Linked DNA regions of Homo sapiens: region 1 is linked to region 2. The links are chromatin loops, found by intact Hi-C in ENCODE. Cell type or tissue: chondrocyte. All regions are shown on one strand.

Region 1 (8,000 bases), 180 kb after region 2:
TATAAGCAAAGTGTATGAGATAGGTACTGGTCCATGATCAATGTTCAATGAGCCCCTTCCTTATTTCTCAGCCTTAGTAATATTTAAGTGCTTTTCTTCCATAAGTTACCAGGCATAAGGTGTTATCTACAGTCCTCGCAGAAGAGTAAGATGTCTCGTCGAATCTATCCCCTGGTTTATGTCTCCCACACTATTCTTATTTAAATGGAATTATCCTGTTTATCACATAGGCATTTTACAGATAGACTCTGTAATATTAGTGCCATGCAGAGCATTATAGCCATGCTAAAATATCATTTTTCCTGGGAAATAATATCAGTATCAAGGTGTATGGCAAGAAAATATAAATCTTTCAACGGGCTAAGAATTAAAAAAAGAGTAATGATTCTGTACAATTATAGTATAAGAAAAATGAGGGTGGATATTTAGGTAGTGTTGATTAGAAAGTAGAAAACAATCATTTGCTGCCGTGACTGATTTATGGTTTCCTCTCAGTGCACATGTTGAGGTTATTTCCTCCAGAAGGAAGCTGTAGACAAATTCATAATTTATAATATTTAGAAATACACTTGTGATAATGTGGCTAGTGTTAACAGGAGAACAGGAGAACAGCTATTCCAAGGCTTACGCTACTGTTTTTAGGATGTTGATGGTACTATTTCTATGACCATTAATAATTTTAATGCTTGTCAATAAATCTTCTTTTCATACTAATAGCTGCATGAAGCACCATAGGCATAGTAAAAAGAATTAGGGAAGCTGGATTTGAGACAAGCTTCTTTACGCTCTGGCAATGGAATTCTTTCCCCTAATTCCACGAACTTCACTTACCATATCGATAAAATGTGTAAAACATAGTGCGATATGTTAAAGCACTGTAAAAATGATAAAGTAACATAGCATAACCATTGATTTGTGAATGTTAGTTGAGGAATACTACAGTATAGTCCTTGTCAAATCTATGAAAATTATATGTGTATGTGTTATGATATCCAAAGGGTAAGATCTTTTTAAATATTAACCACAGATATGAATTTCAGTGGTTGGTTGGCTATTTTTTTTAATGTAATTTTCCCAGTTACTTCACCCAACATTCTCTGCTCTCTAGTATAATGACTCCCAGATATTCATTTGGGCCCAACACAAAATTAGCTTTTTTGTATTTCCTGTGCAAAATTTTCTAAACCGTGTTATTTTTAAAAGATTAAAAATAAGTCTATTAAGAAAATTGAAGTTATCAAATTAGATTAATAAACAGATATAAACTTGAAACATCCTCTACCACATAATCTGCACATGGCTGTAGAAAGCATAATTTTTGTGGAGCCTCACAACATTGCAAGTAAGTAATTTTTTCATCCCAATTGGTTATTTAGATTTGTTTTCCTATCTAGAAAGTCTGGGTTCTAGGCCTTTGTCCTAAAAACTTTACACAACTTTAAAACTGAATATCTTTAGTCTTAATGAAACCTGAATGACTGTGTAAATGAATTCCTATGTATTTCTACAATTTCATTAAGAGTATGATATATGAAAGTATCACTGAAGCATGAATTTCCTGATCATGACAATTACTGCCACAATCTTATATTCACACACTCTGTGGTGACCCATTTCTGGGTTGGAAATCCAAAACAGAGTATGAATCATATAAATACACATGATTTCAAGATTAAGGAGGTTTTATCCCGACTTCCTTGGGGTGGGAAGCATCAAGGAGGAGTTAATCTTACTGTGCATCAGCCTCTAACCATATTCATGAAAGTGAAAATTTGATTGTCCTAATTACAAATGAGGTTGTCATGGTTGTTATTTTTCTGATTTATTGCCTGTCAATGACAGACACCAACAATAGATCTTGAATTCTTGAAATATAACACAGATACCCCCTCTTACCTTTTAAATGGAAAATACTTTATTTTTCTTCCCTAGAAAAGGGTATGCTGTTTAGGATTGTGCCTGTGTGCATGTGTGAGTGTGCATATCCAAACATGCTTGTTCACATGTTGATTGTGGGAAGTGGTTGACATGTATCAACTAATTTAAAATTCACAACAATGGGAAGGATTGTATTTCCTATCAGTTCATTGTAAATTACAGCTAATAAATGAGATAAATTGAATCAATACACATAGCTATCTGATTCAAACTACTGCATGTATGTCTCTGTGTGCTTGTGCATGAGGGATACATGTATTTGCATGTATACTTACAAAAATTGTTGCAGCATATTGCTAATCCGGATCTTGTCAGGAGTCCAGCTACAGTACTATGCATAATTTTCCTCTGTCAGTTTGTATCACTGGCCAAAATCTAACAGATGTTTCTAAGAGTAAAGGCACTGGGAATTAACACTGTTGTCATTGATGAAGTACAAGTGCTCACACAGCCATCTTTATTTCATGCCTGTGAGGTTGATTAGCCACATTTCTAGTTTGGGAGTCAGGTATGCCTATTCTTATACCTTTTAGATTAATAAAACACCATTTTGAAGTTTTGGGTTGACAATAAAAAATGTACCTCAACTTAAAACTGATATCCAATGTCCTTGCACAATTTTTTGCAAACATTATCCTTTCCACAGCAAATATCTTAACTTTGTTTTGAAAATTAATTTATCATAAATGGAAAAGTTTATTTCTGGATTGATATTCAATTTTTTCTATTGATCCAGATACTTATAGTTATACCAATACCATACCCTACTGATTACTGTAACTTTATAGTGAGTTTTAAAATCAAGTAATGTAAGTCCTCTAGCATTACTTTTTTTCCCGAGTTTTTCTGGCTACTTAAAGGCCTTTACATCTTCAGGTAAATTTTAGGTGAGTTTATGAAATTTAACAACAAAAAAATTCTGCTTGGATTTTGACATTGAATTGAATCTATAGATCAATTTTGGGGTGAATTGCCGTCTTTATAATATTGAGTCTTCCAATCAATGAAAATGGAATGGCCTTCATTTATTTGGAACAATTATCTCACCAATACTTTGTAGTTTTAGTTGAATATGTCTTGAAGTTATTTTATTAAATGTATTCCTAAGTATTCTATATTATGTTATTATAAAATAAATTATTTTCATAATTTCATATTTAATTATTTGTTGTTAGTACATAAAAATACAATTTATTGATCTTACATCTTACAACCTTGCTAAACTTCTTTATTAGTTCTAGTAGTTTTTAATGCAGATTTGTTAGGATATTCTACAAAATGATGTCCTCAGGGAATAAAAACAGTTTTACATCTTCCTTTCTTGGTAGAATGACATTAATGTTTGCTCTGATGGATGTATTGATTGTTTCATTAATAGATTTGCCTTACAATAATGGCAAGAACACCTGTACAATACTGAGTATCTTTCTATGTATTTGTGTTTTATTGTGGATTTATTAGATTATTTAGAAATGTGCTATTTAATACCTAAGAATTTGGATATTTCCCGTCTCTCTTGATTTCTCGTTTAATTACACTATGTACATAAATAATATATTACATTAATTTGAATCACTCAAATTTGTTAAAGTTTCCTTTACAATATGTCTGTTTTGGTGAATGTTCCCCATATACTTGAAAAAAATATGCCATTCATGTGTTTGAGTAGAATGTTCTATAAACATCCATTAGATCCAGTTGCTTGATAATGTTGTTCTAAATTCTTGCGGTTTTCTATCCATTTATCATTTACAGATAAATGTTGAAGTTCTCTATTGTGAATCTGTATGTTTCTTCTTTCTCTTCTGTCAGATTTTTCCATTTATAAAACACTTCGTTAGACATATCCCCATTTGAGATTGTTGTGTCTTTTAGGTGAATTGATCATTTTATCTTTATATACTATCTCTTTTTGTTTTGTTAGTTTTCTTTGTTCTAACCTCTGTTTTGTCTCCAGCTTACTACTGATTTGTTTTTGCATGGTATAACTTTTTTCCATGTTTCTAACTGTAGCCTATCTATATCATTGTTCTTAAAGTGGGTTTACTTTAGATGGCGTTGGTTTATTACCTTTTAATACATTATCCAAATCTAGTCTCTTTCATTAGTGTTTTAAGACCACTTACATTTAATGTAATGAATGATATATTTGGATTTCAGTCTATTTTTTCTTATTTACCTTCTGTTAGTTCCCTCTGCTTTTTATCTCTCTTTTTTCCCTTCCTTTTTCTGCCTTCTGTTTGGGTTATTTAAACATGTGTACAAAGCATTTCACTATAATTTATCTAGTTTCAAGATTATTTATTCATTTATTTACACTAGTCTTTTCACACTAATTTGTTGTCCTGGGGATTAAAATTTACAAACTAAACTTTTATAGTCTTCTTAGAATTAACACACTCCAATTTCAATTGAATATAGAAAGCACTTATTTGTACTTCCAAATGTATTCTGTAATCAATTTGTCTATACATTGTTTTACTTTTTTTCCATAAAAATGCATGGTATTTTAATTGAAATTCTAACAATTTTAAATTAATTTAGGAAAAATTACATTTAACATGTTGAGTTTTTCTTGATATGTGTTGACATTTGTTCAAGACCACCTTTTTTTCAGGAATATTTTTAAGATTTTTGGTTGTTAAAGCTGTTTCTTGTTAAATTTATATGTGGTTCTTTTATTTATCTCTATTCTATCTTAAGTGGGTCATTTTCTTTCCTTATGTATTTATTTTTTGAATGTGCATAAAAAGATACTGATCTTTTGAATATTATTTACATCTCTAGTGAATTTACTAGATTCCCTTATTTTTTCCCATAAATCTGCCAATTTTGTTGAGTTTTATTGGCACATTTATGTGCATGTTTATACCATTTACATCAAAGGTGACATTACTTCTTCCTTTCCAATTTTTATACTCCATTTCTGGTGCCTAATCACATTGGCTAACTTCTCTACAATGGCGTTGAATTGTCATAGAGATGGTGGCCTTCCTTGTCTAGTTCCAGACAAAGGAAAATAACAGAAAAAGTAATAAAGAAGCTGCTGGTGTGTTACAATTAAATCAGAACTCTTGTTTGCTGGAGGGTTACATCTCTATCTAATCTACATCTACGTCTACATCTACTGTGTCAAGGAAGTATTTAAGTGCTTTTTACAGGAATTGTCTGTTTAAGGCTTTTTCAGATTTTCTTAAGATGGTTATATGATTTATTTCATTTTTTAGAATTTTATATTTAATTGACAATAAGTAAAAATGATTGTGTACATCACATACACTGTGATGTCTATATACACGTGTACATTGTGGAATGATCAAATCAAGCTAATTAACGTCTATCACCTCACATACTCATTTGTGGTGAGAAAACTTAAAATCTATTCCCTTCACATTTTCAAATATACATTATTATTAACTACAGTCACCATGCTGTGCAATCGATCAGCAGTACTTATTCCTCCAGTCTAACTAAAACTTTGCACCCATTTACCAATGTCTCCCCTTTGCTTTTCACCCCACTCCCCCCACCCCTGGTAACCATCATTCTACTCTCAACTTCTATGAGTTCAACTTTTTTATATTCCAGATACAAGTGAGACCATGTGGTATTTGTCTTTCTGTGCCTGTCTTATTTTACTTAGTGTAATGTCCTCTAGATTCATTTATGTTGATGCAAATGACAGAATTTCCTGTCCTTTTTGGGCTGAATAATGTTCCATTGTGTGTGTGTGTGTGTGTGTGTGTATTTACCCCTTCATCCATATTGAACACTTAGGTTGTTTCTGTATCTTGGCTATTGTGAATAATGCTGCAATGGACATGGGAGTGCACATAACTCTTCAGCATACTGATTTCATTTTGTTGGGATATATACCCAGAAGTGGGATTGCTGGATTATATGGTAATTCATTTCTATTTGTTTGAGAAATCTTCATAATGTTTTCCAAAATGGCTGTAATGACTTATATTCTCATCAACAGAGTGCAAGGGTTCCCTTTGCTTCACATCCTTGCCAACACTTGCCATCTTTCATCTTTTTGGTAATAGGCATTCTAACAGGTGTCATTATTGTTTTTATAAATTGCATTTCCCTGATAATTTTTGTACTTAAGCATTTTTTATATATCTATTTGCCATTTGTATGTCTTTTCTTGAGAACTGTCTATTCATGTACTTTGTTTATTTTTAAATAGGGTTATTTGCTTTCTTGTTATTGAGTAATTTGAGTCTCTTATATATTTTAGATATTAACTCCTCATGAGATGGGTTATATGTAATTTTTTTTTCCCAATCTATGGGTTGTCTCTTCATTCTACTGATTTTTTTCCTTTGCTGTGCTGATGCTGTTTAGTTTGATGTAATCCCATTTGTCTATTTTTGTTTTTGTTGCCTGTGCCTTTGTGGTCATATCGAATAAATCACTGCCTAAACCAATGCCATGGGTATTTGGGCTCTTTTTTGGTTCCATATAAATTTTAAAATATTTTTTCTAGTTCTGTGAAGAATATCATTGGCGGTTTGATAGGAATAGCATTGAAACTGTAAATCACTTTGGGCAGTATAGCCATTTTAATGACATTGATTTTTCCTATTAATGAGCATGGGATGTTTTTCCATTTGTTTGTGTCTTCTCTGATTTCTTTGAGCAGTGTTTTGTAATTCTCATTGTAGAGATCTTTCACCTTCCTGGTTAGCTGTATTCCTGGGTAGTGTGTGTGTGTGTGTGTGTGTGTGTGTGTGTGTGTGGCAATTGTGAATGGGATTTCCTTTTTGATTTAGCTCTCAGTTTAGTTGTTGTTGGTGTATACAAATGCTAGTGCTTTTTGTACATTGATTTTATAGCCTGCAACATTGCTGAAGTTGTTTATCAGCTGAAGTTGATACTGATTTTAATGATAAAAAATTCCTCCAATATATGATAAATCTAGACAATAGGTTTTATTGTATTTTTTGAGATTGTATATGTTTCTTTTATATTTCCTGTTTGATCACAGTATTTAAAATATTTTAATACTATTAAATGTAAAGTATTTTTTAAATTTTGTCATTAATTTCTACTTATATGTGATTTCTGATTAATACATTTGTATTATTCATTTTCTTGTAATGTGTCAAGTTTTTCCTTGTAGTCAACTACAACAAATTTTATGAATATTCTATTTTTATTTGAAAAGACTGTGTGTGTGTTTATTACCTTCTTAATCATGCTCTTTTCATTTTCTATATCTTTACTAATTTTTGTTGATTTTATTTGTCCTGGATTGAGAATCTGTGTTTTAGATTCTTCATTTTAGTGTATTTTTCTCTAAAGCATTTTTTAGTTTTATTTTCTCTTACAAACTTATTTTTATTTTTTCTTGAAGCTCTGTATTTTCTTCCTCATGAAGATTTTTGCTGCATTATTGAGGCTATAGACATTAATATCTGGTGTTTTCTTTGAGTATTAAAACTTTTAATATTATAAAGTGAACTAGAATCTATTATGATTTTATTCTGAAAGTAATCATGCTAGACACTAATATTTTATTCTTCACTCTCTTCCTACTTCTCCATAGTTCATCATTGTCACGTTTTTATGTTTAGGCTTTCTGGATTTCATTGTTTTAGGTTTGTCTCGAGTGTTCTGGATAGGGTGAGTAAGCCTCTCTAACTTTTTAAATATTATCAATACGTTTGGCTTCAGTTCTCTTGTGGTCGTTTCATTTCTATTTTATTTTTTTCTATCACTTTTTATTATTTAAGTTTTATACTTTCGTTCAAATGCTCAAATTTTTATACTTACTTTTGTATGTAATGTTCTCATCTCTGTCCCCCAAATTTGGATACGGTGTATCGGTTCCCTACTATTAGCTATAATGAACTTTACCAGTCAACTCTTCTTCCTCCTTTTCTCCTTTTCCTCCAAGATTTAATGTGAAGTAAAAATCTTTTATACCCATAGTTTTGTAGTTCAACTCTATCTTCTTTATGAGACATATACAATACCTTTTTCATTATGATGTTCATTTTATTTCAGTTTACCAGAAAAAAACAATATTAATTTACTACTCATGGCTAAAT
Region 2 (8,000 bases):
CAGAGGCGCTCCCCACATCTCAGACGATGGGCAGCCGGGCAGAGATGCTCCTCACTTCCTAGACAGGATGGCAGCTGGGAAGAGGCGCTCCTCACTTCCCAGACTGGGCAGCCGGGCAGAGGGGCTCCTCACATCCCAGACAATGGGCGGCCAGGCAGAGATGCTCCTCACTTCCCAGATGGGGTGGCGGCTGGGCAGAGGCTGCAATCTCGGCACTTTGGGAGGCCAAGGCAGGTGGCTGGGAGGTGGAGGTTGTAGCTAGCCGAGATCACGCCACTGCACTCCAGCCTGGGCAACATTGAGCACTGAGTGAACAAGACTCCGTCTGCAATCCCGGCACCTCGGGAGGCCGAGGCTGGCAGATCACTCGTGGTTAGGAGCTGGAGACCAGCCCGGCAAATATCAGCAACTGGGAAGCCCATAAATAGCAGCAGAGGACAAATAGGATGACTCAGTAAGCCCTCTGAGTCAGACTGGCAGAGACTGGCCTTCCTTCATAATTATGGGGCATTAAACCCGTCATCTGTGAAGTCACCTCCAAGTCTCATCTCACCAATATCATGCATCTAGTTTCCTTTGAAGATGTGCAATCTTCCTCCTTGTAGCTACTAAGAAATTAAAGTGCTTGGGCTGAGAGGGCTCCTGTAAGCTAATAGTCTATGTCTTCAGCAATTAACCCCTTTCTGAGATTGGCTGGTGTTCATGCTTTTAGCTGGTCCTAGTCCTGGCTTGGGTACCCTTGAGCGTGAGTCCTCAGATAAGTCACTTCATCTCACTGAACTTCTTTCATCTAAGATGAGATAATAAAACTTGCCTAGCTACAGAGTTGTCATGAAGATTAAAGTCAATTTGGCCAACTACATGACATTTGGAAAAGGCAAACTATACAGACAGGAAATAGACCAATGATTGCCAGGGACTCGAGGATGAACAGGTGGAACACATCATATTTTTAGGGCAGTGAAACTATTCTCTATGATATTCTAATGGTGGATACATGACATTTTACGTCTTTCAAGGCCCACAGACTGCACAACACAAAGATGAGCCCTGATGTAAACTGTGGACTTCATTTAATAATAATGTATCCATACTGATTGATGAATTGTAACAAATATACCTCAGTAATGCCAGATATTAATAGTAAAAGAAACTTCAGGGAGAAGAAAATGTAGGTAAGTGGGAATCCTCTTCACTTTCAGGCCAATTTTTATGTAAACCTAAAACCGTTCTAAAAATAATTTTTTGTGACATTACCAGGCCAAAATGAATTAATTTAATTTAAAAAGTAAAATACAAATAATTTTTTAAATCAGTTTGGATAAGATATGTGAAAGTATTTGACAAACTCTAAAGAGCTAAATAAACATAAGGCATAACACCCAAATGATCTTAAAGAACTTAATTGTGAAAGTTCTTTTGGGGATCTGACAAGTAGAGCCCCAGGTGATGTCTTAATTACCTGTCTCCATGCCTTAGAAGTTGGTTGAGATAGAAGGGTGGGTAGGACTTCTATGACCAGTTTGCCTTCACTGCTGACTGAAAAGATTTCTACCAAATCCAAATCATGGTACAAATATTCTACCCTTCACACAACTACTACCTCTTTGAAATTGCTCAGGAAAGTTTAATACACATACACACTACCTTTCAGCATGTTTCCTTTTGATTCTCTGTGGCTCTCACCCTGTCCAATATTTAGCAGTCATGTTTGATTAAGGTCACATTTTTCAGAGGTGAAAAAGCGATGAGAAGATTTCAGGATTAAGTTCAGGATTAAGTTCAGTTAGGTTAGGAAGGAAAATCTTTCCTCCTTGTAAGCCAGAGAATGCCTGACATAGACAAAGCTTCTTACAGTGTTTCGTTGTTGGGACTGGGGGTTGAAAGGGTGGCTCTTGCTGGAGCCTGGAAAACATTATCTCTGATGCCCACTATATCTGTGTCAGTTAGGGAGGATAAATTGTGGGGCAAGAAAGAGGACCAGTGGGGTCAAAAATTAGCATAGATCATGCAGAAATGACAGACAGGGATTCAAACTCAAGAGAGAGGAAGCTGTTGTTCAGGCCTTGCCAAGTGAGATTAGCTAGCTAATTTCAGCCAGCTTATTCTGGGATAGTGGTGGTCAATTGCATTTCCTCTCCTGGATAATGCATGTACTTTTGACAAGAACCTTCAAAGCTTTTGAAAAAGACCTTCAGTGTTCATCACACAATGATCACTGGAACTCTGTTCTAGGAGCTATTAATAGACTTGCCATGAAAAAAGAAGTTCTATGGTCAAATAACTAGGAAATGCTTAACATGATGGAGCCCTTTGTGAACAATTATGACACACATTCGTACGTTGCAGGCTCTGGGCACCCTGCAGCTAAGAAAACTATTTAGTTTTGTTTAACTCCAACATGTCCCAGGTTTATGTGCACTTTGAGCACATTTTACTGTATGCTTACTAACATTTCCTAGAATATCAGCATAGGAAAAAATTGGTTTTAAAAAAGGAAGCAGGCTGAACATGGTGGCTCACGCCTGTAATCCCAGCACTTTGGGAAGCCAGGGTAGGCAGATCCCTTAAGGTCAGGAGTACGAGCCAGCCTGGCCAACATGGTGAAACCCTGTCTCTACTAAAAATACAAAAATTAGCCGGGCGTGGTGGTGCATGCCTGTAGTCCCAGCTATTTGGGAGGCTGAGGCACGAGAATCACTTGAACCCAGGAGGCAGAGGTTGCAGTGAGCCGAGATCATGCAACTGCACTCCAGTCTGGGCAACAGAGTGAGACTCCATCTCAAAAAAAAAAAAAAAAAAAAAAGGAAGCAACTAATGGTGGAAGTAAAGCCACCCTGACATGATAACAAAAGCGTCATTTTGGGGAAATGACCTCATATCAGCAGTTTCCCCACTCATCCAGAGGTGAGTATGGTGTACTCTCCATGTAGTGACAATAAATATATTTATTAAATAAATAAATCCTGTGTCCATGATTTCTCCACAACTCCATGTTAGATCCTGTTATCATCCATTAGGTATTAAAGTGCTCTCAGCCAAGGAGCACTCGGGGGTTAGCTCTAGATTCTGAGGTAATACTACCAGAAACTAGAAAACGAGGAGAAACAGGTGTCTGAAAAGAGAATCAGAATCTGATGCGAGGAACTGAAGAAAAGCAAGCTGCAAAACTGACATCTCTTGCACTGCCTCCACTCACTATCTGACTATGTAGACAGAAACATCTAGGTTTTAGGTTGGTGCAAAAGTAATTGCGGTTTTTGCCATTAAAAGTGTATTTAAGAATTAACATCCCTAATGAAAGGTACTAGAAGTTTAAGCCACTCTAAATACTAATAAGATACATAGTGTTTGCACATAGAAGGATGGAAAAACAGGCAATGAGAAAGACTTCTTTGCTGCACGTAACTGTCAATGAATGTGGAAGCTTAGTTGTTCGGAATCTAATAGTTGAGACCAGTTTTCAAAACCACTCCCAATTTCAGGGCGCAGAATGTCTTAGTAACACCTACAAGTTTCATCTAACGAATATGACTAAAGCCAGAAAGCAGCCCTGAGGTTTTTCCACAGAGAGTCCGCCCTGCCTGGGTCATACATGCCCCTATGCAAAGTGGGCCCAGCACTGTCCCCTCCTGGTGCTCGCGCTGCGGGGGAGCAGAGCCAGGGTGGAAACCTGCTATGGGCAGAATGAGGCTGTGCTGGGCTGGAATGAGCCACTCCTTTAGAGAATCTAAATGAGGATAAAGAATTTCTGAACCAGCTAGGGGCCAAAACCCATCCAAGAATAGAAGTGGAAGGGACTCAAGCTTTTTAAGTTTCTTCCACAGCAATCCAGATTCCAACATTGTTTCTAAGGAGGCTTTTGTTTCCCTGGAGAACTCTAGTTTCAAAGTGGACTTTCTTGCACAAAGAGCGCTTCAATAAAATTGGTTGCGTGAGTGAGTGTTAAGTGTGAATTCAAAGAAGAATATTAGGCTGGGTCTCAGGCATATGTTACTATTACACTATGTATCTTATTAGTATTCAGAGTGGCTTAAACTTCAAGTACCTTTCATTTGGGATGTTAATTCTAAAACATACTTTTATGGCAAAAACTGCAATTACTTTTGCACCAACCTAATACCTAGTTTCTGTCTACATCTCAGAAGCCAGAGGTGCCTCATGAGAACACTGAGGTACCCAGACAAGGACCACATCCAGACAGGAAGAGCACACAGCACAGTGGCTGTGAGCATGGGTTTTCCATGAGATAGACCTCAGTTAGAATCTCAGCCTCAACACTTACTAGCCATGCAATCAGGGGAAATCTTGCTGTATGATCCTGCTGAGCCTTGGTTTCCTTAACTGTAGAGAGACTAAGAATCTCTAACTTACTTGGGGATTCAATGCAATAATATGTATCACAGACCAGGCACAGTGGCTCACGCCTGTAATCCCAGCACTTTGGGAGGCTGAGGTGAGTGGACCGCTTGAGTCCAGGAGTTTGACCACCCTAGCAACATGGTGAAACCCCATCTCTACCAAAACTACACACACACACACACACACACACACACACACACACACACCAGCCAGGCATGGTGGCACTTGCCTGTAGTCCCAGCTACTCAGGGGGCTGAGGTGGGAGGATCACCTGAACTTTGAAATTTGAGGCTGCTGTGAGCCAAGATGGCACCACTACACTCCAGTCTGGGAGACAGGAGTGAGAGCCTGTCTCAAATAATTATAATAATACATGTAATATTTAGCATTTTACCTGGCATATCAGTACTTGATATATTGTAGTCATTATAAAGGTCAAATTTCTCTCTAGGACTGGGTTAGAAAATATGAGGAAAATAGATAAGTTCATAGAACTAATTAGAAAAGAGAGAAAGTTAAACTCTCCTATGACTTGATAAAATGTCTGTAGAAAAAGACAATTTCAGCAGGGTTGCATCAGATAAATTGAACCCATCCCCTGCCACATTTGTTCCTGGGCCTTTATATCCTCAGCATGACATTGAACTGATAGGACCAGAAGGTACTGGGAGAAATGTAAAGATGGGATGTGACTGAATTTGGGGTGGGTGCTTTGCTTCGTAGGAATTCTTTGGTTTTTGGAGAAGAAGGCCAAACTGTGATTTTGTCATGAAGCTGTCATGAAACTGGCATTTTATGATCATTTTTAAACTTCCATTATAGTTTTAAATAAGTTCCTGGCAGTCTTCAACTTTTACAAAGTCTTCCTGGAAACAGGGTCAGAAAACAAAAAGGGTGAAGCCAAATCCCTTTCCCCTGACATTTGCTGTGCTAGAAAGACAGACCGGGGTCCCTCTCAAAGCTGGCTGCCCCTCACTTCCCAGTTCCCCTGGTTCCTGTGTGCCATTCAGACACCCCACTGCAGTGCTTTCAGCCCACAGGATAGAAAGGAAAAGCTCATGGCTATTGTTATAAAACACAGTTATAAGATCAATGGAATGGTTTTGAATGCATTTGCTTGCTAATGGGAATTTTTACAAGAGGGAAATAAAAGAGAAATTAGTTCAAATTTCCCTAGACAGATGTCTTAAAGAAATCTGAGCCTTCCAAAATGCTACCAAAAAGCTTTTCTAAATTCTGCAAACGAAGCAAAATTGTTGTTAGTTAAATGCGTAATGTTTATTATCACCAGCATATTAGTTTTAGAGAAAATTTACACCACAGTGGAGTTGTATTTTCATGTACTACGAGTACATTTTGTCAATCATTAGGGTCCCTGCTAAAATCAAAGTAACAATATAGTAAGCCCATTTTAAAGAAGCTAGAAAACAGTTTTACTATTTTTTTATTGGTTTGGAAACTTGTGCTGTTGTGTTTTTTCTTTAATGACATCATTAAGTATCCGGCCAAATATCCCTGTCCAAGGAATTCAGTCTTTAATTATTACATTTTTCCATGGGAATAAACACTGTCACTGAGTGTTACAACTTAGTTTCTAAAAGTACATGGTGGCCAGAAGCCTGCTAGCCTCAGAGGTATTTCCACAAGTTTAGCAGTGTCAAAACTAACTGAGTTACATCAGCTATTTGTTGAAAGAGTCCCACCAAAATCTGATAAAAGGCCCATAAAGGAATCAGAATGTTTGCTTATTTGTCTGTTTAAAGTAGTGTCAGAGTAATAGATCAATACAACATAGGGGCTGCTTATATTGTTCAGAGGAATAGTATATTAAAAAATGCTATTCTTGATCAAAGTAGACCCCCAACATGATAACACATAAGAGAATCTGGAATTCTAAAACTACAAGAAACGGGGAGAGATAGGAAGTAAGCACAAAATAAGGAGAAACCTTCAATAATCAGCTTTAGTTTAGCTGATCATTGAACGACAATATTTACTATAGTGTTTTCTGTCTTTGCTAGTTTAACCACATGTTCTGTTTTTCAATTCAAGATCAGGGCATTTTTATATTCACTTTGGGGAAATCATATGTCAAGAAACATTTACTTGTATATCCCCAAACATTCAGATTTCATGGTAAAAATTAATGTACATGACATACATTTAGACAACAGCTACTGGTTGCCCCCTCCAAAAAAAGTCAAGGTGCCACAAAGACTGAGCTCTTGATGTGAGGAAAACAGTCATTATAAGCAGTCCTGTGGTCCCTGAGAAAAAGGATTCCTTCACTCTCTGAAGAGGAATTTATTTATACAGCATGAACAACTATCTGCTGAATTTTAATTCTGTCCTTTCTCAGAAATAAGTTTGGGCTCTGCTTTTAAAAACAAGCCCAGGAAATAACAGTTTGCAGGGGCCTGAAATCAGAAGCCTGCAGACTGCTGGCAGGAAAGTTCAATATTCATATTCATTTTCATTCTACAATCGACCTCATGTACCAGAAGGCTTTTCCTCAACTTGAAATCTCAGTGTTCCCTCAAACAAGTCGCAGCATGTGTTTGCCTCACACATGACACTAACTCTTACTTTTGGACTGAAACAAAAGCCAAAGGTGAATCCTGGTGACCGTCAAGACTCCAGGAATGACCCAGCATTGATTATGGGCTCCTTGGAGAAATTCAGACAAATATGAGAAAACAAATAGGGGTGGAGCCAGAATTTAGGTTGGTGGGGCACTGAGAAACTTTTTTTCTCATTTGCATATTTTCCATTATTGTTGTAACACATGCTTCATTCACAGGGTATGTGACAATCCAGAAGGACACCACTCTCCAGGATGACCTGTGTCTGAGTGTAGAGTTTCAGAGACCAGGCCATTCACTTGGCACAGTTACCAAGAATGGTCTTTTGGAGTTTTTCAGAGTGGTTGGAGTTTCTCAGAGATACGTCCTCATTGTTTGATTTTCTTACATAATATGTACTCCCTTGGTAATCACATCTGCATTTTTAATTATTAACTATATTCAAATCCTCTGGCCCCTCCACTGAGCACCAATGATATATAGCCAACTCTTGTGGACATCCCCACTGCTGGTCCTACAGCCCATCACATTCAGCAATGCTTGCATCATCCCCCCCTCTTTCCCAAACCACTCTCCTTCCTGTCTGTTGCCTAAGCAAATACCACTTCCATCCAGCAAAGCTCCTCAGCCAGACACCTGACTTTCTCTCCCTCACAACCACCCATGACCAAGCCTGTCAATTTCACCTCCTATTAATAATTTCCCCTGAACCAGTCCACTCCCCTCCATCTCTATCACCACCATCCTGGGGGAGGAGACCACTACCATCTCAAACCTATGTTACACACAGTCTTCCTAACTGAAATGCTGAGCCTCTTCTAAAGCACTAGAACTTTCAAAGGCTCAGTCCTACCTTTCTCACCCTCCTGCTCAAAACCTACTCCCACTGCCATTTGTCTAAACAAAACTCTTTTATGTGGCATGAAAGGCATTTCTTGATCTATCTCCTTTATCTTGAAAATCTCATCCCTTGCACTCCATAATCTAGTCATGCTACAACCTAGTCACAGTATTTCGATTACCTGTTTTGTTTTAATTTTGTTTTTTGTGGTTTTT

Evidence for each region. A loop is a pair of places that touch in the nucleus more often than their neighbours do. Peaks named below come from ENCODE experiments on the same cell type or tissue, not always from the same donor. Only the 100,000 strongest peaks of a DNase experiment are listed, where the experiment ranks them.
Region 1: it touches region 2 in a loop (9-fold over the local background); 4 of 110 quality-filtered maps call a loop at or near these places.

The regions. Positions count from the first base shown.
Region 1 is chr15:20,387,856-20,395,855 of GRCh38, forward strand. No RefSeq gene overlaps it. Among named protein-coding and RNA genes, the nearest start is that of GOLGA6L6, 150 kb to the right of the region's middle. In chondrocyte, no CTCF peak of the experiment used is centred here; no DNase peak of the experiment used is centred here.
Region 2 is chr15:20,204,194-20,212,193 of GRCh38, forward strand. No RefSeq gene overlaps it. Among named protein-coding and RNA genes, the nearest start is that of FAM30B, 200 kb to the left of the region's middle. In chondrocyte, no CTCF peak of the experiment used is centred here; DNase peaks (open chromatin) are centred at 140 and 3,643.